Regions from separate parts of the Mus musculus genome. Here all the other regions are linked to region 1. The links are chromatin loops, found by intact Hi-C in ENCODE. Cell type or tissue: gastrocnemius. All regions are shown on one strand.

What was found. Hi-C counts contacts between places; a loop is a spot of excess contacts. Peaks named below come from ENCODE experiments on the same cell type or tissue, not always from the same donor. Only the 100,000 strongest peaks of a DNase experiment are listed, where the experiment ranks them.
Region 2: a loop joins it to region 1, with 2.4 times the contacts of the local background. A loop is called at or near these places in 11 of 42 quality-filtered maps.
Region 3: a loop joins it to region 1, with 2.8 times the contacts of the local background. A loop is called at or near these places in 11 of 42 quality-filtered maps.
Region 4: it touches region 1 in a loop (4-fold over the local background); 4 of 42 quality-filtered maps call a loop at or near these places.

Annotation. Positions count from the first base shown.
Region 1 is chr9:56,633,217-56,641,216 of GRCm38, forward strand. It overlaps Lingo1 (leucine rich repeat and Ig domain containing 1), which reads right to left and starts at 2,432. Exons shown (of 2, transcript NM_001311076.1): 1 at 1,859-2,432. The coding sequence starts at 1,864. In gastrocnemius, CTCF peaks have their summits at 796, 3,255 (motif pointing right) and 5,227; DNase peaks (open chromatin) are centred at 421, 832, 1,327, 2,019 and 6 more places; H3K4me3 peaks cover 2,496 bases; H3K27ac peaks cover 668 bases.
Region 2 is chr9:56,709,632-56,717,631 of GRCm38, forward strand. It overlaps a transcript of Lingo1 not described here. Among named protein-coding and RNA genes, the nearest start is that of Gm31642, 63 kb to the left of the region's middle. In gastrocnemius, CTCF peaks have their summits at 2,670 and 3,524; DNase peaks (open chromatin) are centred at 6,652 and 7,208; H3K4me3 peaks cover 540 bases; H3K27ac peaks cover 3,285 bases.
Region 3 is chr9:56,721,111-56,729,110 of GRCm38, forward strand. It overlaps a transcript of Lingo1 not described here. Among named protein-coding and RNA genes, the nearest start is that of Gm31586, 72 kb to the right of the region's middle. In gastrocnemius, a CTCF peak has its summit at 4,904 (motif pointing right); DNase peaks (open chromatin) are centred at 1,549, 4,513, 4,905, 6,811 and 1 more place.
Region 4 is chr9:56,820,592-56,828,591 of GRCm38, forward strand. No RefSeq gene overlaps it. Among named protein-coding and RNA genes, the nearest start is that of Gm31586, 28 kb to the left of the region's middle. In gastrocnemius, a CTCF peak has its summit at 4,510 (motif pointing left); a DNase peak (open chromatin) is centred at 4,507; H3K4me3 peaks cover 511 bases.

The DNA.
Region 1 (8,000 bases):
GCAACAGCTCATTCTGGGAGGAAGAGGGCATTGGTCCTCTAGAATTTTGGGTTCAAAAATAAAAAAAACCAAACAAACAATTATCTAGTGTAAGGAATGAATGTTTAGAGACAGATGGAAAAGAAAGATGACACCCGAGGATCAAAGAGGATCGTGACAGATAGACAGCTCTCTACATTCTTCTCAGTCTTGCAGGATCCCTCCACTCACAAAGCATCAAAACTCAGCGTGAGGCACACACCCATCTGGTAAAAGCTGCTTCCTAACCCTCACTTGCTCCAGGTCTAGGGAGCATCAGGGTCTTGATGGAGCCCTACCCAAGGCCATCTCATACACACTTCAGCTAGGGATGGGGAAGGGGTACAGAGCCAAGAGCTGTACCAGGTGTGGGGGTCCTGCCCTTCTTTGACTGAGGCAATTGGGTGTTGCCCTCGGGCCTTCTGAGACCACGTGCCTTTTCCCTGGCACCTTCAGTGTGGCTCTGATGCTCTCTTTGCTTCTCCTTTCTATCACCCCCCACCCCTGTCTCGCCTCCCAGCAAACCAGGTGCCAACATCCTTCCAGTGGCTGAGGACTCTGCACCCCTCTTGGCCCACACAAGGACAAAAGGCCAGGAGCAGTGGAACATCCCCCGCCCCTCACTAGTAGTCTGTGAGGTCAGGGAAACCCCAGGCTCTCTGCCGGCTTGGTGCCCTCGAACTCCCCTGGCACCGATGCCTGTGCTAAAGTCGTTGGCATAATGGCCATCAGGGCTGAGCCCAGAGCCCGGAACCAGGAGAGCTGGGCGCCCTCTGGCTGTCCAAGCCCAGCCAAAGACTGAGGAAAGGCTGGGCTGGCAGAAAGGGGCTGGCCCAGATGGTCTTGCCCCCACCGCAGGCCTCTTGCACTCCCACCCACCAGGGCATAGCTGTTCCCATCTTCCATGTGCCCCAGTCGCCACACCACCCACCACAGGGCATTTGAGAACAAAGGGGAGGTGCCGCCACAACAAGAGCTGGTCAGGGGCTGGTCAGGGACCCCAGCAATAAGAGACCCAGGGGACTGCCTACCTGCCTGGCCCCTCCCCTTCTCAAAGTGGGACCCGCCCAGAAAGAAACATCTGGGTGTCTTAGAGGGCAGGAAGCCCAAAACCCACCCGAATAGGGTGCGTTTGGGGGGACACACACAGGAGGCTCCTTCCTCACCTCCCCCCTTCTCAGCAGGCTCCCACTTCCCACCCATTTCCCTAGGAATGAAAAGTGGGGCAGGAGGAGGTGAGAAGCCCGGCTGAACGAAGACAAAGGGGAGCCCCGAAGGTTCCTGGGTCTTCCTCAACTGGACTCCCCCCTCCCTTTTCTTCCGCCCTCCACCTCCCTTTCATCCAGGCGGAGCGAGAAAGGAGCCAGAAAGAGGCTGACAAGGTTCCTGTGGAGAGAGGGGCAATCCTAGAGCCTGGGGAGAAACTGTTTGCTAGCTGTGTCCTCAAGCTTAAGGGTATTAGCCAGGGCTGGGGAGTGGTCTCTGGTCCACCGAAAGGGACTCACCCAGAGCTGAGAGAACATATCCTCTTGGGTGACCACTGCCCAGAATGGGAGGATGATTTAGGGGGCACCAGGGCAGGAATGGAAAGGAATGGTAGGGATCTCTCCTTGACCACGGGTCCCAGCTTGCCAACCAGGGATCTGTTAGGACCAGCGGAACGGAAATGGGAAAATCATTTGAAACTTGAGGGTCAGGCCTGCGACCCCAAAGGGGGTCTGGGCGGTACAAGGTGCCCTACATAGCCCCATGAGGGTGAAGCCTGGGCCGACAGCAGCTTCCAGCTCCCAGCTCGCCGCAGGGCTGCCGACTCGGGCTCGGCCAAGACGGAGGGGCTCACCTGCATCTCGGGCGCGCTGTCCGTCCGCTCGGCTTGGTCACCAATCGCATGTCTCTCTTGCCGGCGCGGCCCCAGCCCCAGCCCAGCCCCCCTCCTCGGTCTCCTCCTACAACACCTCCGCCCGGTCCGCGCGCCCTCGCAGGGCTGGCTGTCCGTCTGTCTGTCCCACGCGGGCGGGAGCCCAGTCGACTCTAGGGCAGGAGCTCGGGAGTCGGGGGCGGAGGCCGAGGCCCTGGCCGTAGCGGGCTGAGGAGCCGGGGCTCTCAGGACGAGTGTTGCGGGCTCCCGGAGCCTGGCTCTGTCCCTTGGGCCGGCCGGGAGCGGCCGCCACCGCCTCTACCGCTGGGGCCGGGGTCGAGGCCGGGCGTTCTCTGCAGCGGGGCCGGGGCCAGGGCTGGGACCGGTGGGCAGCTGCCGCGCATGCTGCTCTGAGCCCCGCGTCGGGAGAGGGGCCCGAGCGGCGCGGGTGGGGACTCCGCGCGCTCCGGGACCGGGACGGGTCCAGGTCCGGCCGCCTCCTGAGCTGCCGCCCGCTCCGGCTCCCGCGCCGGCTCCCGCTCGGGCTCCGCGCTCTGCCGCGGCGTGGGGAGGGAGCGAGAGGAGCGAGCAGCGAGCCAGGGAGGGAGGAGGGACAGAGGGAGGGAGGGAGGGAGCTAGTGAGCGAGCTCTGGAGCCGGGCGGGGGAGGAGAGAGAAGGCGCGGCCGCAAAACCTGGGTGGGGGTCCTTCTTTCAGAGAACCGGACGAAGATGGAGGAGCGCCCCAGCAGCTGCCCAGCGCCCAGGGCGCAGCGAGAGTGGCAGCGGGGCGCAGACGAAGAACGCTCCCGGGCCGGCGCCCCCGCGCTCCCGCCCTGCACCACGCAGCGCCCCTCTGGGTCCCAGGCTCCAGCAAGTCTTAAGCCAGCCCAGCCCGCGGTCTTCCCAGAGTGCGTGCACCCATTCGCGTTTGATTGTCTCTGGCCACATGCGTGTGCATGTGAGCGCGTGTGTTCACACGTGTTAACTGGGGTCACTGCACACTGCCGTGTGGACCGACACACGCACGTGGACAGACAGCCCCCACACCCCCCAACCTGATCACGGTTGTTTAGAGGACAGCTTGAGGAGGGTCAGGTCTTGACCCCTCCTCTCGAAATGTCCAGGACACCCCCCACCACACACACACACACACACACACACATACACCACACCACACCACACCACCACCACCATTGCTTCCTAGGGATCTTAGGGTGAGGCCGGCCGCCGGGAAGCACAGGAAGGGGATGTGGAAGCCGAGCTGGCTAAGTGGGTCTACCGGGAGGCCAGGTCTAGAATCTGCTTTAGCATCCCAGTCCCCTCCCCGTCGGGTTTCCTGTCCAGCAGAGGGCAGCAGGCCTATCTGCCAGGCTCCGGACGGTGGCACTCTACCAAGTGACCAGCAGAGGGCAGTATAGATCCTCGGTCTGGGCTTAGCTATTTACCATCTAACTCCCTAAAATAAATACTGAGTTTGGTGGGTACCACATCTTCAGATGGCTCCACAGAACAAGACCTTTACATAGAGACCCAAACTCTTCTTGGGCCACAGATCAGAGACTAGCCTGGCAGGGTGGCCTGGCAAGGGCTGCGGTGTAGGCAGGCAACCCGTTGGGACCTCATCTATCTACTGCACCTCTTTCCATCTGCTTGAAGCCAGATGCCCCTTAAAACCATGCCAGATTGATTAGAATAACCATCAATGAAGACACCACAAGGCAGAGTTCCCTTCTCCCCATTAGCACCTCAGCACTCCCGATAGTTTGTAGGCAGGCAAAGAAGGAAGCTGAGCAGGGCAGGAAGAGACCAGCGCAAGGCCTGTCTTTCTGGGGTGGGCAAGGATCCCGTTCCCAGTACCTCGTTCTCCTTCCAAGGAACCAGACTGACATTTCGGAGATACCTGGCTGGCTTGGAGAGGCCAGCTTCAAGTTCCCACCCCCAGCACTGTCTTGATTTCCACAGACCAGCCTTACACACATAGTCCAAAGAGTTGCACAAACCTGTTCCAGCGAAACCGATCTTGGATACCTCTCAGCCTCACTGGCACACCACTGCTTGGGACATTCCTGCCTTCTGTCTATGTCCATATCTCAGGCCTACCTAGAGCCCTTTCCCTGCAGGTGTCAGTGATGCTCCTTGCATCTTACATTCTTCTTCCAACAACCTCAGGAAGAGGCACTACTACTCCCCTGAAAATAAAGAGCAGGAACCCCAGGCTCGGAAAGGTTACGTGACTTGGCCACGGTCACACAGCTTGTAAACCGTGGAAAGGGAATTTGAATGGCTTTCCAGGGCTGAGTAAACCAGTGGGAGGCAGGCTTGGCAGAGGGACTTACTGGTAGGAGGGGAGGTGGGGCGGCCACACGAGTCTCCTCCCTTCCAGAGCCTAGCGCAGGCGGCTCTTGGGTCCCCCGATTCCGTGATCCTTGCACCCCCTTCCCAGTCTCCCCAGCTCCCCCACCCCGGCTGTTTGTGAGTTACTGGTGAGCTCCCGCCCTCCCTCGCCGCCTCCTCCCACAGCCCGACAGGAATAGACGCTCCCTAGCTCCTGCGTAAAGGCTCTGCCAGACCCGATGCGGGGCGGGGGCGGGGGCGGGGGCGGGGGCTATTCCTGGTGCGGCGACTGACGCAGGCAAGGCGCGGCCACCGCAGATCTCCGCCCCCGACTCACCTGCTCCCTGCCTCAGTGATCTGGTCGGGGAAATGGGGGAGAGTCCATCGCCCCCACCCTCAGTCTCCAGCTGCTAGATGAGGAAGCTGGTGTGCTAGGCTGGGATCTTGCGGTGCCCATCTACCCATCTTCTCTCGGTGTCCTGGGACGATGGAGGAGACATCACTGCTACCTTGAAGCCTTACTCCTCCATTGTGTGGTAGTCCAGCAATTGTTCTTTCTCTATGTATCCTGAAGAAATGACCCCTCTCAGATTCTCCATCTTATTCCACCAGAGGAAGCAATGGGAAAGGGAGACTTGGGACGGGTAGGGCACTATACCCGAAGAAGCCTTTGTAAGGGCTCTGCTGGGGCCTGGTCCCTGACCTTATCATTCTGACCACGAAGGGAGGAGGCTAACACTGGATCCTTTCCTTAGCCAGATGACTGGTGGGGTGGCCCTCACCAGTGCTCTCACAGGTCCTAGGGCCGCCTGTGAAGCATCAGGATGGTCTAGTTTGGGGACTTTGCTAGAAACAGAACTACAGCCAAGGGATGTTCACGGACACCTCCAGGCTTTTGTTGGTCTACCTCCTAGGTAGTAATTGTGTTTCAAGAACAAATGAATATCCATCTCTTCTGTGCCTGCCTCCCTCCCCAGACTTAATGGCCTTAAGCAAGGCCCCTGTGTTGTTCTCTGTCCATCCACTAGGAGCTCCCAAGAGCGAATGGGCACGGAGGACATCCTGGTCTCCCATGTACAACTAGGAAAGAGCTAACAAAGTAGGAGCCAATGGTTTCAAGGAACCAGTCTTCTGTAGCCTGAATTCAGGCCACAGAGCAGGGGCTGGAGTAAGCTTTCCAGGGCAGGCGGAGGAGAGGACTGCCTTCTAAAACACATCAACCAGCCTGCAAGGGCTCTGAGCTCTGCTTTCCTTCCTCTCATGACTGGCACAGCCGCCAGCTGTGGTGGCTCACACCTGTGTTCCCAGAGTCCAGGAAACTGAGGCAGTGGGGTGTGGGGGTGGGGTTGCTGCAAGTCCCCAAGACATCTGTCTCAAAATGAAATAAAATAAAAGCAATGAAACAAAGAAGGATTGAGCTTGTAGATCCTGTCATATCAACGAGAGAGTCGATGCTTGGATGGATTGCTGCATTGCCCACGTTATCCTGCTTGAGAGAGGCCAGGCGGGGCTTCGGTTGTGAGTGTTCACTGTGCCGTCCCAGCTCTGTTGCTCTCTCACCCTTGGGGCTGAGGTTTCAGCAGGCAGGCAGGGCCCTAGCAGGAACAGGGATCCCCTGAGGCACAGACTGGAGAGGGTGGCACACACAAGCCTGCCTCCGTGTCTGTGTCTGCTGGTCCTGCCTGCTTGCATCCCAGCAGCTCATAGGGTTTTACGATGATGGTTATTTCTGAAGGCACTTGAAATTAATGACGGCTCTAAAATGGCTGGGACAGCAGAGTCATTGCTGAGACCTCTAATTAGCAAGAAAAACGGAGCTGAGGAGCTAGGAGTCGGCGGAAGCTGGGTGAGAAGCAGTAGGCATGGAATAGGGGGTGAAGAGGCAGTGCCCACACTCAAGGCCTTTAGAGCTGGGTGCTCAGGTGAACCTCATGTTCTGTTTTATGTCACAAGCTAACTATTACATTGCTGTGTGACCTTTAAGGGAACTACCCCTCTCTGGGCCAAAGTTCCCTCAGATGCTGAGGCCTCAGGACTCTTTAGCTCTGCCTAGACTTTGAGGACACTGGGGTAAGGCTCCTGAGTTCCTTAGAGGAAAATACTATGCTCCTAGAAAGCTGAGTTCTATAATCAGGGGCATTGTATACCCAGGAGCTACAACAGAGGCCCCAGACTACCCCATGCTCTGCAGCACTTTATGTCAGTGTTACGGAGTCCGTAGCATAATGAAGTCCTAGGGATTCAGGCTGGAGGAAAGTGGATTGGGACCTGGCAGTTAATCCATAGGTCAGAGTCCCATGATGGTGCAGTTGTGAAGCAGAAAAAGGAGTGGGGACCTGAAGGAGCTGGGTGAAAAGTCCCTGCTTTTGGAAGTAGCCCTGTGGCCAGGCTGTGAGACCTTGTGGTCACAGCTTCACTCAGGGCTGAGGTTGTGGTGCCATAGCTGGACCAGAGCAGTCAGTAGCCCTCTGGGGGTGCTAAGCACCGAGGCGAGGCTGGGAGGCTCTGAGACTTCAGCAGAAGCCTTGGCAGGGTTGGAAGGCCGCCTGTGCCATCCCTGGGGCCTGAAAAACAAGAACTCTGTCTGAAGTCAATCAGTGAGTCCCTGCCCACTCCAAAGCCCCTAAGGAAAGACCCAAGGATGCTCCTAACCTTGAGTTACCCTGGAATGGGAGGAGCCAGAGAAATGTTTTCTTCACTGGGGAGAAAAAGGTTAAATTGGGAGCAAAACATAAAATGCAAATCTAAATAGTTATTTGTATAGAGGGGCCACTCTGCAGCTCTTTGGGACCCTGGGCTCTGTGCTTGGCAGAACAGCTGCTCCTAAGGGCCTGGGCTTGGCAGTCCCCATGGAGACATGAGGAGAAATTTGAGCTAATGCGTGCAAACAGGCAGCACTGTTAGCAAATCCATTCATTAAGCACTCATCTTGAGTTCCGATGTGCTGGAGACTTGTCTATTAACTTAGCTCAGAACCTGTTATTATCTGAGGTCAAAGGCAGTGTAGTAGATTCAGAGGCACCCGAACAGCCTCCTGTTCTAGTTCTGATACTCTCTCTAATTGTTATGTGACCCTGGACAGGTCACTTCAGTTCCCAAGCTTCAGCTGCCCAGCCCTTAGGCAGACCTAAGATGACTCCCAGTGACTACTTCTACCCTACAGACTCTCACTGTGTTATCCCAACCCTCCCCTGAGTGCAGATGGACCAACTGACTCCTGCTCCCTCCCCTCCTGTTGTCCCAGGGATTCACACAGGCCAGACAAGAGCTCTAACCCTGAGCAACATGTCCACTCCCTGACTCATTTCTGAGGAGTAGAATATGGCGAAGGGACAGGATGTCACTTGGGATATAAGATTATAAAAACGGTACAGCTTCCATCTTGGATGCTCTTTGTCCATGGTGGTTTGCCTATATGAGTGAATCCATTGCCGTATCACTAGCAGCTCTGGTGAGAAGCTCACTCAGAAAGGAGCAATGTTCCCCGAGTAGAGCCTTGGGAAGATCACAGCTCTCTGGATACCTTGACTGGAGTGCCCAAGAGACCCTGACTCAGAGATGCCAGGTCTACCTCACTTGTATTCCCTCCCCGAGCAATCTATGAGGTCATATTTATTTGTTCTAAGCTACTGCAGGTGTGGTTTTTTACAAAGCAGCGCCTGACTAATGTATGCTCTGCCTGTTACATGTGTGCCACCATTCCTTGCTCTCGCCATGGGTCAGGGCACGGGCTAATGCAGGCAAAGTGCCTCCTGCCAACGGGTGAGGAACTACACAGCAGCTAGGCTG
Region 2 (8,000 bases), 76 kb after region 1:
TAATCAGAACTGCTATAAAGAAAGCATTTTAATTAACATAATTATCCCGATTGAGAAAAGCAGTCCTTATCCCATAGATACTTTTCAGACTAAAGATGCAAGCTGTCACAATCAGTCATAATTAAGGAAAGCCTGCTATTTTCTTCTCTCCCCCTTCCCCTCTGGGCAATGGCTCCTCCCTGGGTTAGACATCACAGAGATGACACAGAGTGACCTGCTCCACCTCGTACTCTTGTCCCCAGCTGCGTCTCCAGCTGCCTTGAAGGAAGAGCTCCCTGCTATGATCTGCATGCTGGCCTTGACTGGCCTCCCAACATGGCGAAGGAAGAACACACCCCTCAGCAAAGGGAATTGCCTCTGTGGCCAGGGAGAGAATGCTAAGAACAGAGGAAGCCAGTGGGTTCAAGCCTCCAGTCCTGCTGCACGCTCACACTCACCCCCAGCTACCTCCCTCCCAGGGCCAATCTTGACTTGAATCCATTTCCCCACCTAACAAGCAGAAGTCTGCCCACAGTCACACCCAAGTGTGCAGCCCTCCCCAGGCCAGTTAGCTCCCTTCATGGGCTTCCTGGAAGTCCGACCCCCTTTGGGGGGGGGGGGGTCATGCTTCCCACAGAGCTCTGCCTCAGTGATGCTGGCCTTACAGAGTCTCACAGAAGCTTCTACCATAGGGCCTTTGCACATGCTAGCCCCTCTGTGACATTTGTTCAGCCACCACCTGCTACCCTCAGCACACATTCACCCTGTAGGCTCAGTCAGGGTTGGCTACTTGGGAAGCCTCCACACCCACTGGATAGCAGACACATCCTTGCAACTCTGCCCAGACTTTATTTGCCCTGAGATCATGAAACTGTAAGCTCTGTGCAGAGCTGGGGACAATTTCGTTTTGTTGCTTTTGTTGTTGATGATGATGTTATTTGTGTTTAATATTTCTTCTTTGATAGTTTGATTGTATTTCTGCTCACTCCCTGTTGTTCACCCGGTTGTTGGCTTGTTCTAAACCCAGGCCTATCCTGGTCCCAGGAATGTCTGGACTGGAATTAAGAATAGGAGGCAAACACCGGAGTGGCTTCTGTACCATGGCCCCTTGGACTCGGGCCAGGCTTGGGGCTGCTTTTAGGACAGTCGGAAGTTTGGATTTTCACTGCTGGGTCTTGGCTTCTCCATTTGGTAAATGAACAGCCTACAGCCTGTTCATTTCCTCTGCCTCCCACGACCACAAAATCCCCCCAAAGCTGCAGACCTCCCTCCGTGTCCCCTGACAGAAGCTGAGGATTCCCTCATCTCACCAAGCACCTGTCACCTTCCAAGGCCACCCGGGAAGGATGAGGCTGGGTGCTCTCTGATCCCACTGCCACTGCCCCCAGCCTCAGGGTAACAGGTTTGCAGGTGACACCATGACCATATTTCACCCGCTGAGCTGCAGCTTCCTCCCTGAAAAGGTGCTTATTTTTTAGTACGTCTTAAATAGGAGGCTGCAAAGTGTGTTGTCAGCGCTTTCTAAATGGCTTGTTAATGCCTCCGCAAAGCTCAGCGTTGGCCAGAGAAGACAGCTCACTCTCCATGGCACAGCCACCTCAAGCACAGCCTTAGCTCCACACAGCCACAATGAACCCTGCTGCACTCCGCTGTCAACTGGCCCAGGAACAAAAGTATGCTCCAAGCCCACTCAGGGCAACTATCTGGGTGTACAGAAGGCAGAGCAATACCCTGCCTAGTAGAGAAAAGATAACAAATCATTGGCTTTGTAGCTTGGTGGCCCATGAGCAAATCTTTAGTTGGCCACTTACCAGCTGTGTGGCCGAGGACCAGTCACCAAATCTCTTAGAATGCTACCTCCTACCTTGTAGTCATTTGAGTAGCAAAGCAGGTAACACATATTACCTGGGTGACATCTGATTTTTTAAATGTTATAAAAATTGTTTTGCTGGGGCTGGAGAGACGGCTCAGCGGTTAAGAGCACTGACTACTCTTCCAGAGGTTCTAAGTTCAATTCCGGGCAACCACATGGTGACTCACAACCATCTGTCATGGAATCTGGTGCCCTCTTTTGGTGTGTCTAAAGACAGTGACAGTATACTCATATACATAAGATAAATAAATAAATATTTTTTAAAAATGTTTTGTTGTTACTGTTTTTTGTTTTTGTTTTTGTTATAATCTCAATATGTATCCATGGCTGGCCTGGAATTTACTATGTAGACTAGGCTGGCCTAAAACTCACAGAGTTCCAGCCTACACTCAAAGGCACTCAATACTGCAGGGTACACGAGGCTCAGTGCAGCCTCCCAGGACAGCAATGCTGTGATTACAGGAGGAGGGGTGTTCTCTGGGGGAGCTTTCCCAGACCCAACAGAGGCTCCCACATCCGGAGAAGGGAAAACCACAGATGAGGTGAGGTGCCCCATGCCTGCCCACTGGGGGCTTGGGGTTTATGGGGGAGGGGATGCAGCCTGTTTTCTTGACCTTCCACTTCAGCTGTGTGATCCAGGAGACATTGTTTCCCTCTCTGAGCCTCCCTGAGGAGGTTAGAGACCCAATACTGCCACACAGCAGGGTGCAGCCTGAGGCAGCTCAGGTAACCTCACTCTCCTACCTTTCTGGGCAACTGTGACTCCCTAACAACTGTTGATGTCTACTGAAAGTCACAGTGGGCACTGCACTTCTGGGCACTAGAGGACAGACTTGGGCTTTGCTGACTTGCCCTGTCATGGAGATGTTCCCAGGGAGGGCAGAATTCCGTGAGCAGGATGAAGATGGGGAATACCAGGGTAGCATGACACGGGGGCTGGGTCCAGTATACTTTACTGTGCTTGGCCCGTTGCTACACCCTCATCCTCATTTATCTGGTATAAGGCTCACTTTTCATCCCTATGTTGGAACTGAGGCTTAGGGCAGAGTCCTGACCCCTGCCCTCTGAGGCCACAGCCAGCAGACTGTGTCTCTGTGCATCCTAAGGGACCAGAAAAGACTAGTGTCAGAACCTGTGGCTCCCTATAGAAGCCTAGACTTCAGTGTTTCCAGCTCCAGCCCCACCCCCTGGGCACCAGGAGGCTGCGACAGGGTAAGGAGGAGCCACAGCCTGATGGCACCCTCAAGGCAGAAGTGAGGTAAGTAAGGGCGCGGGGGCGGAGGCGAGAGAAGGAGACAGATCTCGGGTGCGGCTCAGCGCTGTGATATTTTTCCCGGTTATATTTTTAGATGGACTACTTTCTCTCCCCTCCCCCTGCCTCAGTAGGAGGAGGAACACAGAAATAGCCGCTGTGCGTGTCTGAGCCGGGCTATATATAGTGGGCACAAAACCCAGCTGTCCAGGGTTTCTCCCACTCGATGCCCTGAACAGGAGCAGAGAGGGGAGGGGAGGCCCTGTCCTCTTGTCCAGTCACCAGGTGCTTGCTCAGTGCCACTAGCTTCCACAGACATTCAACTCTGACAACACCCTTGGGCACACACGTGGCTGCTGTCTCTCTGCTGAGCCCCCCCCACCAAAGGGGTATCCTTTGGGAAGTCTGGAGTGTAAGAGGCTTGATTCAGGGAGGACAGGCAGGTGGCAGAAGTGAGCAAGAGGCTAGCCAATGAACCTGGCCTTCTCTGCTCCACTCATCCTCCAGCCTCCTTAGCAGAAGGCATAATTCATATCCAGAACATTTCCTCAAATGTGTCTGTCTGGTCCCTGTAATTTTGATGGGAAAATCAGAGTCCAGGATTAGCCTAAGGGTGCCTTCCTTCTGCACTCAGCTTCTTCAGTTATAAAGAAGAGATGAGGTCAGCATAGGCCACTGTAAACCCAATGAGGCAAGCGCATACTGTCCCTGAGGGTGGGCATCCCTAACTACGAAGAGATTTTCCCAAGTTCTCCCTTTAACCAGAACCCCATTTGACAAAGTGACTGTCCTGTGAGTGAACTTTTGTCTCCTACCACAGTGCAACTAGCAGGCCTCCGAGATGCCACAGTCTCCTGATTGGCAGATGTTAGGTTGATAGTGGATGATCCACTGTGGTCCATTCCTGCAGAGTCCAGCTGGGGGCCAGGTCTCTTAGGGGCCTTCCTACAGACCACCCTGATTATATGGACTATCATGGCAAAGGGATCAATGCGCAACCACATCCTTGTGACTTTGGGCCGCTCCAGAATGTCCAGAGCTGACTTAAGTGTGGCCCATCCAGAGGCCCAGTGAACTCCAGCAGCTCCTGTCACAGAACCCAGGCAGAACAGAAGCTTGTACACTTTGGGGGTGCCAGGTTCCCCATCTTTCTCCTAGCACAGATCTAAGTACACCATCATGTTTAACCCTACACTTCCCAAATTATAAGAGAATGATGCTCATTTTACAGATAGGGAAACTGAAGCCCATGGCGAGGATAGACCTGCCCTGGTCACACAGAAAGTGATAGGCACAGCCTGTGAACCCCGATTCTCAGGTAGCCTCAGCACCCGATTCTCAGGTTGCCCCAGCAGAGACAAACCTGTGCCTGCCAGAGCTGTGGAATCCAGGATCCAAAGCAGTGTGGACTTCTGTGTTGAACAGCTGGCTTAAAAAATTCCTGATCATGGAAAATGGTCCCAGAGTATCAAACCCAGCAGGCCCAGCACATCACAGCTAGGGAATGCCAGTGGTCATCTATCTGCCCCAACCCCACCCTGAGACTTTGAGCCTCAGTACCACCTCCATCCCCTCTTCCTCCTCTTCTTCCTCCTCTTCCTTCTTTCTGAGACAGGGTTTCCCTTTGTAACTCTGGTTATCCTGAAACTCCTCTATAGACCAAGCTGGCCTAGAACTCATAGAGAACTGCCTACCTCTGCCACCCGAGTGTTGAGATTAAAGGTGTGTGCCACTACTGCCCAGCTCAGACTATTCTTCTAACTACAAACTTCACTTTGGTTTTCAAGACTTGGCTGAGCACCAAGAGGAAAGCTAGCCATCTCTCAATGGTACATGTGGGACTCTTCACTGACAAGTGACTTCAGCCAGAGCCCAAAAGTGCTCACTGAAGCATTAATTCCAAATGTCCAGCTGATTCTGGGTTGCTGGTCTTGCATAAAAACTCCTGAGGCCTTTTCTTTGTCATAGAGATCCTGACCACACCCATGGCAGTAGATATTTGCATTGCCCATACCATCCTGGTGGGCTGTGAGCACTGTCTAGTCTGGGAAGGAGGAAGTGACATGGCCTGTCCTCAGGAAGGGACTGAGATGCTTTCAGACATTGTATAAAAGAATGAGCAAGCCCTTTCAGTCACTGAAAATGGCTTAAAAAAAAAAAAACCCTAAACACCCAGCCAGCAATGACAGAACTCCCAGAAGACAGCAGAACGAGGTTTATGGGTTGGATTTGGTCATAAGCTGCTCATGACACTAAAGCTGCTACTCAAAGAAGGAAGAAAAGAGCCAGATGGGGTTTGTGAGGTGGTTGTTGGGGGTGTGGCTGGCCACAGCTGTGAGCACAATCGTGGGAAGCAGGAGGATCAGTTCAGTCCATCTTCCACAACATGGCAAGTTCAAGGCCAGCCTATGCCACATGAGGACTTCTCATTCTGAAATCAAACAAATAAACCCAAAGAAACAAAGGAAGTGGTGACAGGCTAGCCAGGTGACCCAGAAGGTTCTTGTTTTGCTAGCCTGGCAAGCTGAGTCCCACCCTGGGGATTACATGAAAGGGAACAGAGGGCATTGATTCTACAGAGTTGTCCTCTGACCACAACACAAGCACCATTCAACGTGTGCCCATGACTACACACACACACACACACACACACACAGGCACGCACAGGCACGCACAGGCACGCACACACACAGGCACGCACATATAATAACAAATAGCATCTTTTTAAGTAGTGAAGGACCCACTGGACATGGTGGCACACACCTTTAATCCCAGCACTCAAGAGGCAGAGGCAGGTGGATCTCTGTGAGTTCCAGGCCAGTCTGGTCTACAATGCAAATTCCAAGGCAACCAGAACTCCACAGAGGAACTCTGTCCCAAAAAATAGTAGTGATAGAAGAGGCGCATACTAGCCAAGAGCTGGCAAGGACGTGGTGAAATTCAAATTTTACACATTGTTAGTAGGATATAAATCAGTACAGGCAGCTGGGGAGTAGCAGAGGGGGTGTGCCTTCAAAAATGTAGGATAGAGTTATCTAAAGAACCAGCAATCCACCTCTGGTTAGATATCCCAGAGAACTAAGAGAGGATGTGTCGGAGACATTTGCCACCCAGTTTCTTCAGCACTGTTCCTCAGTGGCCAAGACGAGAGAGCAGTGTATTAGCTGTCGAGCAGAGAGGCAGCAGGGTGTGCCCATAGGGTGGAATAGTATTCATCTTTCAAAAAGGAAGAAAATCATGTTATACAGCACAATGGAGGGACCTTGGTGGTACTGTGCTTCTCCTGAGCTACAGGAGATAAGTCAGTTACAAAAACGACCAGGACATCATAAGAAGTGGGCCCTGTACCTTTTCACTGAGTCCAAACTATTTGATTAATCCCTTAGTCTGCCCCGTACAGATGGTTTAACTTCAGGTACGTTACTTAACCTCTCTGTGCTTCTGTAATAGCAGCTCATGGGGTGTGGTGAGGATTAAACCAATAAATATCTGTGAGATGCTCAGAACAGCACCTGGCACACAGCAGGAGCTTGGAAGCTTCTGTTATTACTGTCGCTATGCCATTGCTGTCCTACTTTGCAGGGCTGTTGTGAGGTCTGGGCTTGGCCAAGTGTGAAGTGTGTGGAAGGCATTCCTAATACTGGGAGCCCACCCACTATGATACTGATGGTCCATCCTCTTTGCCTCTCTTTCCTCAAAAAGCTTTAATACACACACACAGAAAGAGAGAGAGAGAGAGAGAGAGAGAGAGAGAGAGAGAGAGAGAGAGAGAGAGAGAGCCCAGGTGACACTGGACAGAAGTGTGGAGATCCACTAACCTTTGAGGGACTCAGTACCAGTAGGGCAGTAAAACTGGCTCACCCAGCCTCTGAGCACCTGTGGAGCTGGAAGGGGCACAGAGAGGGCTGAGCCAGCTCTGGTGTGAGCCTGGAGGCCAGACCCAGGTTGTGAATGCAGAGGTTCTTGATGAAGAGTGGGAAGGAGGAACACTGGCTTGGGTCCAAGCTACAGATGGCCAAACCCAGCTAGGTAGGCAAGACAGAGTCAGAGGCAAGGGAACTGGGAGCTGAGGCCCATCCACACCTCTGGCCAGATGGTCTCTGCCTGGGGCAGCAGAATGCCCTATGCAGAAAGAACTTCCTCCTCCCTAGAGCAAGCCAGAACCCAGAGGGTGCCTGCGCACCGTACCCTGCCTCCCCAGGGCCGAGTGCCAATGACTAGATGGCAAAGCACCACTTAAGCCTCTGCCCAGCTCCAACCAAGGACTCCAGGGTCCTGTCCCTCCATCTTTGACTCCACAGGTCCAGCTGTCAGGGTGGTCAGGAGAGCAGGGCCTGGCAGTCACCCGTCAGGTTACTGTCCCCAGGGGTCCTCCATCCTAGGAAGCCTGTCCTTAGGGTCACTCTGCTGCTCTTCTGCTGCAGGCAGCACAAACTCACAACTCCCGTTTCCCAGTTTCACTCTGGCCACCAAGAACTGGAGCCAACATCCTACTTCGTGAGCCCATGCTCTGATGTCTCCATTTTTCTCTGTTCTCTACTACAGACTGCCTATCTTTGTGTCACAAGTGTGCTTGGGAGTCCTCACAAATACAAATCGGCATACAATGGGTGTGAGTATTACTAAATCTGTGGCGACACAGCTTAACGGGTAAAGTGATCACTGCAGAAGCGTGAGGACCCAAGTTTGGATTGCCTGCACCCATGTGGGTGTGGTGGCACATGACTGTTACTCCAGCACTAGGAGTGGTCACAGAGACAGGTGGATGCCAGGGAACTCCTGGTCAGCCAGACTGGACAAGATGGCGAACTCCAAGTCAGTGAGAGGGCCTGTCTGAAACAATAGAGAGTGATAGAGAAAGACACCGAGAGTTGGATGTAACACACACACACACAC
Region 3 (8,000 bases), 88 kb after region 1:
TACATACATACACATACATACATACACATACATACATACACACATACACACACATACACACATGCATACACACACACATACACATACATACATATACACATACACATACATATACACATACACATACAAATACACACACATACACACATGCATACACACACATACACATACATACATATACACATACATATACACATACACATACAAATACACACACATACACATACATGCAAATACACACACATACACACATGCATACACACACATATACACACACAAATACATGCACACACATACACAAATACATGCACACACACAAATACATGCACATACACACACACACAGAGGTCCATCCAAACCCATGCAGGAACATATCTTGGACAACTAAAGTCAGATGTGAGAAGTGCATTTGTTCCCAGAGCCCTAAAGCACAGGCCCTACATGGCTTCAATGCTCTTTGCCTCTGAGGTCAACCCCTTTCCCATATGACCTCCGCTGTGAAGGGAAGTCCCTACCGCATGAAGAACAAATGACTCCAACTCTCTCCTTCGTGGGTCAGGTCTCTCAGTCCCACCCCATCCCCTCCGGGGATGCCTCTCTGTACCAAGGAAGGGGAGTCTGTTCATCTTGTCTCCAGACTCTACCTCTTTTATGTCACCTCTGCCTTGTTGGCTGAGGACATCTGTCTCTGAAAGAAGTAGTCCTCTCACACAGTGTCCCTCTTGCTCAGCAGTGCTCCGGGAAGCTTCCCCACAGCTGACATCAAGAGGAAGGCCTTGTCACCCTCCCCTCCTAAACCATAGGACCCAGTGTGAGGACTCCTCTAGCACTCATTTCTCCCTGAACTGGCCTTGATGCACAGAAACGCTGGGAAATACACCCCAGGTCACACAGCTTCCAAGTGACAGTATGAAGCCAGGCCCAGAGCCCAAGTGCTCCCTCTGGGCTGTGTAGGATGCTCCTCCACCCCCCTGGACCTTGGAAAAGCCTGAGACTGAAGGCCAGGCAGGAAAGGACAATGGGGTCTCCCTGCTGGGACAGGGGAACTGAGGTGAAAATAAAAACGGAAAGCCACATTTGAAGCAGACGCAGAATAAGCTTTCAAAGCTAAAAATGTTGCTAGCACTGGCCCGACAACTCCTCCGCTGCTCTGTTCCTGTTGGAGCAGGAATGTACTCTACCTCGGCCAGTAGCTCAGTCCCACACAGAGTCGGGCCAGAAGAGCCATGCAGCAAGGATACGGTCAGGAGTGCCAGCAACCCCACCTGCCAAACGCCCTTTCTCTAAGCCTCCTGGCCTCAGCTGCCTATACCAAACACTGGTTCCCACAGACAGGTGTCCACCTGTGGAATCTGTATGGCTTTGCTCAAGGCAGAGCACTGTCCAAGGCTGGTACAACTCATGCCCAGCCTTGACTGCAAAGGAAGCCATGCCCCCACATGCCCCACCCTTCTCCACTGCCCTAGCTGATGCTAATGGGAGCACTCCTGGATTTTCTCAGCACCTCTTCCCAGGCCTTCCTCAGCCCATGCTCACACACATGCTCACACACATGCTCACTTGGGCGCTGTCCAACAGGCAGTCTTCTCTATCGTAGAGGTCTCCCAGGGCCGGCCCACTAATTGCTCAGAAGCATATCCAGCAATGCTGACAGCCCTGTAGACTTGAGGCCATCTCTCCCCTGCTCCCTGGACCCACACAACATCCACACTTCTGAATCCCACACATCTGCGGGCTCCCCAGATCACCACCCTGCCCATTTCTATTCCTCCCCATAGTGACCACCATCAGCCCCACCTGGGACGAGTGCCGATAGCTTGAGCTCACACCCAGCTAAGCAGGGCTGAGGCTGTGCTGCCACCCTAGGAAGGGACACCAAAGGCAGTGATTGCAAGATGGCCTATCTGAGGAGGCACGCTGCAGCTGGATGTCTGGCAGGGTCCAAACGCAGAGGAGAGACGAGCAGGTCACATCCATGAAGGTCAGAAGTGCTGGCTGACTGTGGCCTCCTGGTCCCACACACTTTCTTTAGGATGTGATAGTCCAACTCCCACACACACCATGGGTCTAGGAGTGGGGACCCAGACCACAGTCTATTTCACTACTGGGTTCCATCCCTTCCCAGTCTTGGCTCCCCCAGCTCTAAGAAGGGAACAAACTGCTCCTTCCCAAGACTGCTGTTGCTAAGACGAACGAGCTAATTAAAGTCTGGAAAGGTTTCTTGAAGACTTAAAAAGAGGTGATTGAGCATGCAAATCAGGAGCAATTACTGCCCCTCCTCCAGGTAGGCAGCCTGGGATGTTGCTACAGGGCAACTCTCTGCTCTGGAGCAATAGGCCCTGGCAGAGGGCTCAGCTATGGAGTGCTGAGCTTCCCCTGACCCTCAGGTCCTCCCTCTCTTCTCACACCTCTGTTGCTTAGCACCTGGTGTGTGCGCTTTACCGTTTATTGAGCACCAACTGTGTGCACCGTCTTCTCTACACAAAGTAATGTCCAGAAGGATTAATTTTCAGAAGCGCCCTTTGACCTATCAGAAAATGAAGGAAAGGGTACCACACAGAGAGGAGTGAACCTGACCCTCAGCTCATGACCTCACTCACCCCCCTGCCAGGCTCGGGGGAGGCTCACTGCACCAGTGCCATACTCCATAGTCTCTCCTGCTGGTTTAGTTTGTGGAGGTGAAGCTGACTCAGCAGCCACATTCAGGCGATGATAGGAAATTAAAATCCCCAAGTCTGCAGGAGTGTCTTGGGCATCAGGACAGAGGCCCCCCGCAAAGTGTCTGCCCTGAATCTGGAGGCTGTGCCTCACCCCAGGCCAGCAGTGCTCATGGGAAGAACGGGGTCCTCAGGGTGATCTCAGCACAAGACACCCTAGAAACCCAGTGTCTGACTTACCAAGTAACCCCCAGCCCCAACTTCCTCACCTGATTTACCTCACCTAGGGGCCCACAGCTTTGCTCTCCTGAAATGCGTAGGTAAGCCTCACTACTGGCTGGTGCCCTGACTGCTCCGAAGGGCCCTGAATGCCCATAACCTTGGCCTTAGTAGACTATGAGACACCTTCTTGCCCCCATGCTGATCCCTAAGCCTTGTCCATTAATTCAGGAAACCCTTAGCAGACCCACACGGCTGCAGAAGCAAAGGCAGCCTCCAGGAGATGGAAGAAGGAAAGGAACCACACTGCTCACCTCTCTGGGGCCTCACTCCAGGCTCACAGCTCGCCAGCAGGACTCCTGCAGAGAAACAGCAGGGAGGAGGTGAGCAGACATCCAGACAGACGTGTCCTGTAGTCAGCCTCATCCAAGCCTCTGCTCAGTCTAGACTTCCTCTGCCCCAGGGGCAGGAGAGGCTGCCCAAAGATGCCCAGCCTGTTTCACAGAGTGAAACCAGAGTCAGGTCAGAGCAGCTGGTGACTGAGATCTAGGGCTTGCTTTGGCCAGCCCAGGCTCCGCATGTGCTCTGAGATATGTGAAGCAGACCACCGCATCCCACTGTACCCTAATACCCCACCCTGACTATACACAGGAGCAAGAACAGTTGTCTGGTGGCTGGACACAAAGGGCTGGGCCTCACAGTCACTTGCAAGGCCAGATGTGGGCCATGGTCCAGCAGGGCCCAGGAGAACTGAGAAGAATGGAGAATCAAGACCCACATATGCCTGGTACCCTGACCCAGCCCAATTCACCTATGTCACTGGCTCACCCTGTGACTCTGGGATGGCCCTTTATCCCTCAATCAGTAGTTACCAGCAGGTACATCCATCACCAGGGGGCAAACACAGCTTACTGCCACCCTCAGTTTCTGAGCAATGGGTCCTGGGTGGGCTTGAGACTGCATTTCAAGCAGGACCCCCTGGGAAATGGTACTGCCATTCAGGGTCCTATTTTGAAAACTTTTGGATTTGAACCTTTATCTAACCTGCAAAATATATAGTCTGATCTCAAGAAGTTCATAGCCTGAGGGTGCACACACACACACACACACACACACACACACACACACACGCTCATAGCAGCCATGGGGGTGAGATGGGGTTGCTTTCCAAACACAGATTTGACAGTTGAGAGCTCTGGGCTGGTGCAGTCCTAGAAGACTTCCAAGAGGAGGTAAAAATTTAAATTTCCAAACACAGGTGATGCACACCTTTAATCCCAGCACTCAGGAGGCAGAGACAGGCAGATCTGAGTTCGAGGCCAGCCTGGTCTACAGAGTGAGTTCCAAGACATCCAAAGCTACACAGAGAAAGAAATCCTGCTTCAAACAACAACAACAAAAATCTAAATTTCTATCACTGCATAGTATTGTTTTATTATTTAAGTACAATAGACAAATTCCTGTTCCAGGCCACTTCTCAGAGGTACTGAGTGCCCTCTGGGGTCCACGTGAACCTGTAGAGAGGTGCATATGCAGGGTCTACACAGGGTGCACCGGATCCTGTGTTCTTCCACAAATGTCCTCACAGAGTACCAACTGTTGCTTGTGCTCACTGAGTGCCTACGTGTACACCAGATGGCAGGCCAAGAGAGCCATGTGTTAACCCCACTGGTCCTCATTGACATGGGGACACTCAGCCCATCATTCTCTGGAGCAGTGGGTTCTCAACCTGTACACTGCAAGCCCTTTGGAGGTTGCATACCAGACATGTGAATATCAGATATTTACATTATGATTCTTAACAGTAGCAAAATTACAGTTATGAAGTAGCAATGAAAGTAATTTTATGGTTGAGAGTCACTGCAACATAAGGAACTGTATTAAAGGGTTGCAGCATTAAGAAGATTGAGAACCACTGCTCTTGAGGATACCGGGGTGTTGAATGGTGAGCTGCCCAAGGGCTCCTAGTTAGAGAGCACCCAGAGTCTGGAGCCTGGAAGTGCCATACGAGCTATACTGTGCTCCTCCACAAGGGGGCACACCCTCTCCAGATGACTAGGAGCCCCAAAGAAGTTTGCCTGGAGGGTTCCAACTCTGTTTCAAACATTACCTACTGGGTGGTGGGAATTCTGCTTCCTTGTGTAATGCACTTCATTAGGCACATTCCCTAAGAGTAGGTCAAAGCATATACCCACTCCAGATTTTTCTAATTGTTGCCAAATGCCCTCCAAACACGTATTTTGGCTGACATGTTATTTAATTCCCCATGACAGCTTTTACTCAAGATTAGTTCCAGCCAGGTTCACGTCTTTAATCCCAGCACTTGGGAGGAAGAGGCAGGTAGATCTCTGTGAGTTCAAGGCCAGCCTGGTCTATACAGTGAGTTCCAGAACAGCCCTGGCTACACAGGGAGAGTCTTAGTCACTGAGATCTAGTGGCATCTGAGGTGACATCTCCTTTTTGCAGAAAGAAAAAAAAAAATCAAAAGCCTAAGAATCAGAGAGATTAAGCCCAAGGTCCAGTCTAGCACAGTATCATGGCAGGAAGTGTTAGCTGGAGGAAAAGAGGGAGGGAGGAAGGGAGGGAGGGAGGGAGGGAGGGAGGGAGGGAGGGAGGGAGGGAGGGAAAAGATGCTCAGCTCTCAGCTCTTTCTGTCTTCAGTGCCGTCCTGACTAGTATATCGAAGCGCTCTCGGGAGCCAGGCTCCGATCCCCTCCACTCCACAAGATGATCATAACAGATGTTCAGAAAGCCGTTTGGTCAGACCAATGGTCATGCTCTATGCCCTGGTCCGCAAGATTTGGACGGTATCCGATGAGCTGATGGCTTCTCCCACATGTAGACACTTATCTCTGGCCTCCCAGGACTACTCTCCTCTGGTCACTCTCACTCCAAACATCAGAGGTCAGTGTTCACAGGCCCTCTTCCCTCTCCTGACCCCTCACTCCTTGGTTGGTTTTCTCGGGTCTGGGATTTTGACACAGTTGCCTCTGGCTCCCTCGTGCTAGCCCCGGTCTCCTGAGCACAGCTACAGAACTAGAAGCCGATTTGTCATTGCCCTCCTAGAAGCCCCGTCCAACACAGAACTTCATTTTTAACCCTAAAGTACATCTCCCTCCATCTTGACTCCTCTTTACCCCACACCCACACCCAAACCATCACCAGCCACTGACATTGTTCCTAAAACACATCCAGTCCCTGAGGACTCAGCTCCCACTCTGTCCCACTCTGCTCTCACCCTGCTGGAATTGGGCAACTCTTATGGACAACAATTCAAAGCCCACGGCAGACTCAGGACATGCTGCGGCTGCCTGTATCAGCAACCCATCATAACGCCTTCAGGGCTTGCCCCACTCTCAGAACCCCCTTCCAATCACTGTGGCCTCTGGCCATTGTTAGGTGGGCTAGCCTCAGGCTGTAGACATCTTACTCCTGGTGCAAAGCTCCTCCCTCCCCTCAGCCCGCAAGTATAGTGCCTGGGCATACTAACCACTCACCTTCACACCTTCACAGCATTTATATTGCACCTGTCCTTGCCCTGCTTGGGTATGTGTGTCCCTGTCCCTTGTCTGTCTCTTTCTCAATGCAGACCACAGATACCTTGTTCGCCTCTGAACTTCTGTGTGAACTGTGTGCTGCCAAGTGAATCCTCAGAAACTTGTTTGTTGAGTGAATAAATAAATTAGTGGAGCCAGCTATCAGCGACTTAACTCTCTGAAGGAAAAGTCTCCCGTGGGAAGCAGGAAGGCACCCTCATCAGGGCAGGACCCCGAGCACAGGCTGTTCTGTGACAGTGGGGGACTGACAGGTACCAGTGGGGCTTGCAGCATCTCTGGGATGCCACGCTCAGCAGCCCCAACCAAGGGGCACGTGGGGCTTTCACACCTGCCAACCCACCCCACTCGGGAGGGAGCCCTGGGGCAGCCAGCAGCTGAGAGAGGCTGGCAGGGGGCCAGCATGCCTGCCAACAGCTGGCGCTGCTGCCAGGCAGCCGGGTAATCGTGTTAGCCAGCGGAAATTGGTCCAGGGAGTTTTTTTCCTTCGCCTCCCATTTTCCTTCTCTTCCCTTCCCCCTTGGAGCTGCAAGACTCATAAGATTGATCTTCGCCTGAAACGGAGGAGATAACTCGATATAATGAACTCCACTGTCCCTCTTGCTGTTTGGAGCTTTTAAAAAATTTAACAGGGTTGGGGACAAAGGGGGAAACACTGTTCTCAGGGGCTCTCTGAAAGCCCCCAGCCCTGCTCTAGGCCCCTCCCCCAACCTGGCTTCTGCCTCCTTTCCCTCCCTGCTCCCCTGGGATGCCTTCATGGAACAAGGTTAAAAATATCCCCTTTCTCTTGCAGGTTTGAAACATAATTTTGGTGAGGTCAGGACTGGGCCCACCAATGGTCCTGCTTCCCACAGCCCCCAGCTCATGGCTGGCTCCACTCCCCAGGGTCACCAGCCTGCCTGGGGTGTGTGTGTGACAAGTTGGCTCAGTCCATTGCTCTTCAGCAGGCCAACCACCCACTGGGGTTCTGGCAGCTGTGTGGCTTTTGTTCCTGCAAACAGCTCTTTAAAGAGCTGCCTAATGACACAAAGGAGCCTGGCTCACTGCACCCGGGCACCGTGCACACCTCACTGGGCAGCTCTCAGTCCTACCTCTTTTTGCTTGGTGTCCTACTCAGTTTCACATAGCTGTTTAGTGAGCATCTACTCTGTGCCAAGCACTAGGCTGGAGGCTGAGACCACCAAACCCTGAGTCTCCTGACCTAAAGAACCTTATAAAGCCTGGTGACAGAGGCAATCATCTGTCAGTGGTCATACAGGTAGAGAACATATTGGAAAGAGCTTTACGGGAAAGGCCAGGGAGCCCCCAGGGTATGGCAGCGATCAAGGAAGGCCTTCCGTAGAAAGTGTCCTTCTAGTGAGAGCCAAAGGACAATGAGACTACCAGGCCGGAAAGGAGCAAGGATGTTATGGGGAGCATGCTACTAAATGGGGTCCCTCATCTGGTGTTCTCGGCCAGCAGAAAGAGACCAGATCCACAATCTACTTAGCACCCAAGGCCCACGTGCTCTCTGTGTAGACCTCGTTAAACCCTGTGCACCTTTCAAGACACAGCTCCATGCTTGCTTGGT
Region 4 (8,000 bases), 190 kb after region 1:
CCTTCCTTCCTTCCTTCCTTCCTTCCTCCCTCCCTTTCCCCTCCCTCTCCCCTCCCTCCCTCCCTCCCTCCCTCCCTCCCTCCCTCCCTCTCTCCTTCCGTCCTTCCTTCCTTCCTTCCTTCCTTCCTTCCTTCCTTCCATTTTGTCTTTTTCTGTGACAGGATCTCTACATAGTTCTGGCTGCCCTGGAACTCACCCTGTAGACCTGGAACTCAGAGATCCGCCTGCCTCTGCCTCCCAAGTACTGGGAATAAAGGCATGTGCCACCATGCCTGGTCTATCTGCTTCTATTTCTGATTTTTAGTAATTTGACTCTCTCTTTCTCTCATCTAGTTAAAGCAATAATTATCAGCTTGTGGGTCAAGACCCCTTTGGGAGTCAACCCTCTCACAAGGGTCACCTAAGACCCTCAGAAAACACAGATATTTACATTATGATTTATAACTAGCAAAATTACAGTTATGAAGTAGCAACAAAAATAATCTTGTGGTTAGGAGTCGCCACAGCATGAGGAAGGCTGAGAAGCCCTGAGTGAAGGTTTTGTCGGTGGTATTTTATTTCCGAGATCTGGCCTTCGTCTCGGGGATGCTCTTTGCTGTTTCCTGCTCTCTGACCTCTCTACTCTGATTGGTACCATTTCCTTCCTCTGTTCCGCTGGGGGTTTGTTTGTTCCTTTTCTAGTTCCTGGAGTTGAAAGTTAAGTTGTTGGTTTAAGAGCTCTCTGTATTTCTCTTCTTAAGACACAGTCTCAGGTAGCCCAGGTTAGCCTTGAACTCACTATGTAGCCAAGGATGGCCTTGAGTTTCTGATCCTCCTGCCGCTGCCTCTCAAGTACCAGGATTACAGAGCTGCAACAGGATAGCTAGTCTACGTGATGTTGGGGACTGAACCCAGAGCCTCTTTGATGGCAGGCAAGCAATCCACTGAGCCTCATCCCCAGTCCCTCTATCTTATGATTGGATGTAGGTGTCTGTTCCTGGAAATTTCTCTTTAGCGTTGCATTTGTGATATCCCATAAGCTTTAGTATGTCTGTTTTCATCTCCATTTATCTCTAGATATTTTTCAAATCCCCTGTGATTTCTTCTTTGAGCCACTGGTTGCTCCAGATCATGCTTAAACGTATACAAATCTGTGAAATTTCCCATTTTCCTCTAATGATTGACTTCTAAGTTCATGCTGTCGTGGTGATAGAGTATGCTCTGTGGGCTATCTACCCTTTTAATTATATTGAGACTGTATTTTACATCTTGAACGAAATCCCCTACTGAAGAGACTGTGAAGTGGTCTAGTCATAGTGGGAACGGGCAGAAATTCCTGGAAAAGTTAGAATTCAGGTAACAGTGAGATCCAACAATCCTGTGTTCTCAAAAGAATTTAAGATAGGCTCTTGAGAGACATCTATGCTCCGATGTTCACCTCCACACTATCTGAAATAGATAAAACAAGAGAGCCCCCAAATACCCATCAGCAGAATAGATAAGCCAATGAAATCACGTGGCAGACTGTTACACAGATTTTTAAAGAGAAAGAAAACAGCCTGGCATGATGGGGCACCCTTAGTCCCATCACTCAGGGTGCAGAGGCAGACAGATCTCTAAATTCAAGACCAGCCTAATCTAAACAGTGAGTCCCAGGTCAACCAGGACTACAGAGTAAGAATTTGTGTAAAAAGGAAAGGAAGTTTATTGGCTGGTTTTGTGTGGCAACTTGACACAAGCTGGTCTTATCACAGAGAAAGGAGCCTCCCTTGAGGAAATGCCTCCATGAGATCCAGCATTTTCTCAATTAGTGATAGAGGTGGGGAGGGCCCATTGTGGGTGGTGCCATCTCTGGGCTGGTAGTCTTGAGTTCTAAAAAAAAAAAAAAAAGCAAGCTGAGCAAGCCAGGGGTATAATCAAGCCAGTAAGTAGCACCCCTCCATGGCCTCTGCATCAGCTCCTGCTTCCTGACCTGCTTGAGTTCCAGTCCTGACTTCCTTTGGTGATGAACAGCAATGTGGAAGTGTAAACTGAATAAACCCTTTCCTCCCCAACTTGCTTCTTGGTCATGATGTTTGTGCAGGAGTAGAAACCCTGACTAAAACAGGGAGGGAGGGGGAAGGAGGGAGGAACCTTTAAGGGTTTGTGGAGTGGAGTACAACTCCAGTAGTGTGCTTACAGAGCATGCACAAGGCCCTTGGATGTATTTCTAGCCCCTCAGGGAGAAAAAAAAAAAAAGCCTGACAGCAAATGCAGCATCCTGAACACTGAGGACATGTGCCAAGTTCTATAAGGCACTTTACAGAGATCAACATGCTAAGATTCTGCTTCTGTGTGAAGTACTTGAAGACAGTGAGTAGGGCCCTGTAAGATCAGCATCAGGCAACACTATTTGCTTTGTAACTTTGGCAACCCGAGTACAAGCCCAGGAACACACATGTGCACCATGAAACCCCCCACACACACACACACACCAATAAATGAAACTTAAAAAAATAATTCTCCCTAAAGTACATAGAACGGTGATTGCCGAGATCAAAGAGAGACGAGAAATGGAGAGTCACTGCTTAGTGGAAAAAGTTGTGTTTTTTACAAGAGGAAGAAACATGGAACAGACAGTAGCAGTAGCTCGGAGCATCGAGCGTACATGCCACTGAGCTGTGCATCTAAAAGGAGTCAAAGGATAAATTTTATATTAGGTTTATTTCACAACAATAAAATTTTTGGCAAAAAAAAGATATAGTAACCACAAAAGATTATGAATATAATATGCAGCATTCGACGCACAACTAAAGCAATCTGGAAATGAGTGGGTTTGTAGAGTACAGAAAGAAGCACAGGGAAAGTACTTATCTAACTGAAAAAGGGAGGAAGAGAACAAAATAAAGCCAGTGAGCCCGACAAACTGAGCTCGACTCCCAGGACCTACACAGCGGAAGGAAAAGAAGAAACTCCCTCTGCTATCTCTGACCTCCATAGAAGTCCTGTGGCACACTCACACACACACACACACACACACACACACGCACCACACGCACACGCACACGCACACTACAATTAAAGAACAAAGTATCAGGCCCAAGTTACCAAGAAGAAAGAAAACATCCAATATGTTATTAGTAAGAAGCAGAAAACACACACCTGAGGTGCAGGCGTTGGCCGATTATGCTTCTCACATCAGCCATGCAGAAGCTATTTCTTTGTACACTATAAATTTTTCATTTTGACCTTGTCTATCTGAAAAGTGATTATTTGTTTGAGCAGTCTGATCTTTCCTTGGGAGGTCTGGTGATAAGTTCTGACTGACGGTTGACTGGTTGATTCTTTTAGGACAAGGGGTCATATAGCTGAGGTTCCTTCAAACTCGTTGTGTAGCCAAGGCTAGCCTTTAGCTGCGGATTCTCCTATCTCTCTCTACCTTCTAAGTTCTGGAATGTACCACTCGCTCTGCCTGGTTTAAATGTAGGCATGATATTTTTTTATGTGTATTTACTTATTTGGATGGTAGAGAGGGGGAAAAGGAGAGGGCAGGGGTGGGTGCTGTGTGCACACATAGAGATCAGAGACAACCCAAGCAAGCCACTTCTCTTCTTCCGACACGTGGTTTCCAAGGATCAACTTTAGGCTGTCAGACTTGAGAGCTGCTTCCTTTACCAACTGGGCCATCTTGTCAGCCCCACATGAATGTCTGAACACTGCGTGGGAGAAGCAATCTGTGTCAAATGACTTTTAAGACTTTCATCTCAGGGTGATCCTCTCACCCATCAATGCCGTGGGAAGAGGACAGGGCCATCTCTGAGGGTCAGCGATGTGCAGGCTCTTGCCTCCCCCTCTTCCCCTCACTCCATCATTCCCTACATCTCCCCACCTCTCCTGGGAGAACTGCTAAGGATCTTGCCTTGAAGTCTCCTGGCTCAGACAATTCAGACCAAGCTTATGCATACAACTCACAGGGCCCCAGGGAACAGTGCCTAGCCCCTACCTACCCTGAGAAGTAGGAGCAGGGACTGCCAGAGCCTGCTTCATCACACCTGCTGTATGAGGTAGACAGCAGGAGGGCTTTCTTATAGGACCAGACAGAAAGTATTCACGATGGTATATGGGGTGCGGGAGTGGGTCTTGTTAAGGAAATCACTGTTTATCTTTGTGGCTGCTTAATGCCAGGCCTTGTGTCCTTTAGTTAGTATTTTCATCTGCTTGGGAAGAAAGTAAATCATTGACAACTGCTCTTGAGAGTGACTTGGACCAATATTGAGCCTATAAAACCCCCTAGCCTGGTAAACTTCCTCATCTGTGAAATGTCCTTCCCCCAGGGAGCTTGCAGAGCACACAGACTCCTGACAGCTTTCTGTGAGTTCCTTAGAGCAAAGCTAGATATGGCTCTGGGTTCTCTACAGGCCTGCACTATCCCATCTGTCACTGGGTGGGCTGAACCCTTTTACTGAGCCACTTTTTGGCATTTGATTTCCCCAGAAGCACAGCTTTAGAGGGAGTAGGTCCCTTACTCACCAGGCCCGGGACAAATCTTTCTCCAGAAAGGAAAAGGGGGTGCCCTCTGGTGGAGATTTGCATGTTACCGTAGCCTCTGTTCACCCAAATTCTGCAAAGTGCAATTGACTCTGAAGCAGGCGTCTCTCTCTCTCTCTCTCTCTCTCTCTCTCTCTCTCTCTCTCTCTCTCTGTGTGTGTGTGTGTGTGTGTGTGTGTGTGTGTGTGTGTGTGTGTGTGTGTGTTGTCTTATGTCACTTGGTAAGTGAAGGCAAACATTCAGGAGATGACACAAGGTCATTGTTGGCTACACACGTAGTTCAAAGGCACCCTGATGTGTAAAACCCTATCTTAACCCAAAAAATCCGTAAAGCAGTCAAAGCGACAGAATACGACTAGTCCAACACCCATCTGCTCTGAAAAGCCAGTGGAGGCTTAGAAAGGACCAGCCTGCTGCCCGAGGTCCCAGGCTGTGCACCGCGCACACGCACGCATACACACCCTAGAGCCATGGGGACCAAATCCCCGCTGCCCAAAGGGGAAGCCTGAGGAGGAGGGGAGAGGAGCCGGGAACAGAACAGAGGATGGCAGGAAGCTGCATGAATTCGCTCTGCCCAATTGCAGCTTGATCAATCGGGAGCCGCGAGCGTGGCGGGTGCGGCTTCTGGAGCCACAGCTCCCCTGAGCCCCATCACTCAGCACTACGGTAATAAAGTGGCCGGGCCTGGAAAAACGCTATGAGGCTCCAGAGAGCTCAGTCTCATCCCGCTGGATTATAACCCTGTTATTGGCACCCCTGGGGCTTGTTCTGTCTCCTTCAACCCCAGCTTCATAGATGAAACTTGCCAGGGGGGCCAAAGGGGTGAGGCAGCCTGGCAGGCAGCAGCAGGGGCGGGAGAAACCTGATCTCCTTTTTCCCCCAGTCCAGCATCCTCTGAGGCCTCAGCCACCACCCACCCTCAGGGGGCTGGTGCAGAGGAGAGACAAAAAGAGCCTGCAATCCCAGAAGGCTCACATATAGTCCATACTAGCCAAAGGCCCAAGAAACAGCAGGCTTGGTGTTCAGTGGCAGACACACAGAACACAGAAATTACCTGAGTGGCTTCAAAGGAGGCGGGGAAGATGAGGAGAGACAGCGCCAGGTATGATAACATCCTTTCCACAACTCTTGAGGGATCCACCTTGTCCCCATGCCCCCGTGAAGAGACAGAGGGCATCCTATGCAGCAGGTGCCCCTCTGTGGTTCCCCATAGAAAACTCTGCCCAGCAACCCAGTGCTTCCAGAAAAAAAGTAAAAATTCTATCGATAATGTTATTCATCTCTGTACAGCGAGGACATTCTGATTCATGTAATATAGATGAAACTCAAAATCATTATACCAAATGAAATAAATCAGACACACACACACGCAAATACATGTTGCATAATCACTACAATAGAAAATTTCACAAAAAGCAGAAGAGAGGTGTCCAGGGGCTGGAGGAAGGAGCTGGGATCTCACTGTTTAATGAGTGCAGCTTTTCTGTTCGGAATGATGAGAACATTTCAGGTATGGGGAAGAATGTTACCTGCACAGCTTATGTGTTGAACCGTACCATAAATTAGCTCAGAATGTGCTGGGTCCTACACTAAACTGTAAGTCTTTAAGGGCAGCCTCGTGTCCTTCATGCCACCAGATTGTATAATTTAGAATGGATAACCAGTAGGTACAGATACATGCATACATAAGTATCAAATATACATGCATATATGGGCATGTATGTGATTTCTTCAAAAACCTGTTACCTGCCACCCAAAGCCCTGACCATCATTCCCTGGTTTCAGGAAGCCATGTCTGTAGGATATGAGAAGACGAAGACACGTGAGTAATGTCCCTACCACCACATCTCGTCCTCTGCACTGACCCTTGTCATGGCCACTGCAGAAGACTCTTGGCCTCAACAGCACCATGTCCTGTCTGACACCTCTGATTCTTCAAGATTCTGCTGAGGTAAGCCTGCACCAAGACCCTAGCCTCTCCGTGGTACCACTCAACCATGTTCCAACACAAGAGTTAGAGCCACCTTCCTCCGGCCATCCACATCTCCTGAGCTGCCTGCAGCAAATTACTCAACTTGTGGCTACAGACAATACGTCTGTGGAAGTGAGGCCAGACAGGGCAGGCTAAGTCATCACAAAACAGGTCCCCCAGTCATCCCCGGCCTACAGGAATACTTATATTCTTAATTAAAATAGCAACAACAAGTGCATTGCTGAACAGAAATAGAATTTGGGTGATTTCCCCTGCAGTTTAGATCTGAAGGCAAGCCAGGCCTTCAAAGCAGGAGGGGCCTGGCTCTAACATTAGGGTCAAGCTTCATGTTAACCTCCAAGAGACTACAGTGATAGTCTGGTCCATGAGCAACCATGGAGAGAAAGGGTAGTGGATGGGGCAGATAAGTTGGAAGAAGGGCTGGAGAGATGGCTCAGTGGTTAAGAGCACTGACTGCTCTTCCAGAGGTCCTGAATTCAATTCCCAGCATCCACATGGAGACTCACAACCATCTGTAATGAGATCTGATGCCCTCTTCTGGTGTGTCTGAAGACAGCTACAGTGTATTCATATACATAAAATAAATAAGTATTTTTTAAAAAGAAATTGGAAGAAATCACAGACATTGGGATAGCTGTAACCACTTCATCTCTCTAAGGACATTTTAAAATTACTCAACTAGAAGTTAAGGCATAGGTATTAGCTTAGCAACTTTACAAGCTGTAAAAATGAAAATCCACCAATCAAGGTCTAAACTTGTGTTATTTTCCAGTGCAGAGGATGTTGAATCCATATAAGTAAAATCACATCCAGGAGAGAAAAAGGATGGAGGGAGGGAAGGAAGGAGAAAGGGAGGGAAGAGGGGGACCTGGATGTCTCTACGACGAAACCCATCTGTATTTCCAAAATCACTATGACGTTTACGCACTCAATCATCTCAAGTATTAGCCAGCACCATGACATGTCTACTAATGTGCCATGTCCCTAACTAGACTGTGAACTTCTCAAGGGCAGGTAATGTCTCTTTGTGGTCAGAGTCTAACAGAGCTGGGCACATAAAAGGAACTAAATGAACGTGTGCTCTGCAAATGAATGCATTATTCTTCCTATCTGCAGTACGCGGCACAATGTATGTTTCATCCCCAAAGCCTGATGCGTGATGTGCTGTCCTCCACGGCACAATGGCCCTGCTTCCTGTTGAAAGACAAGAGGTTCAAGAAGCAGCGGCAGCTCGCAGGAGTGCTGTCCTGTCTTTGCTCATTAGCTGGCTGGCTGGGGGGAGTAGTGGGTTTGTGAAATGGCCTCCGCTGCTAAGAGGCTGGGCTGCCTGGGTAAGCGGCCTGAATCCTGAGGCAGGAGCTGTGCCAAACTCTCAGAAAGCTCTGAGTAGCTCCAAACCCACAGTTTGAATGATGAAATCAAAGTGAAGTTTCCAAAAAAGAGATTCACAACAGCCGGATCCATTTAGAATAAAGGAAAGAGAAAAAAGAAAAAAAAAAAA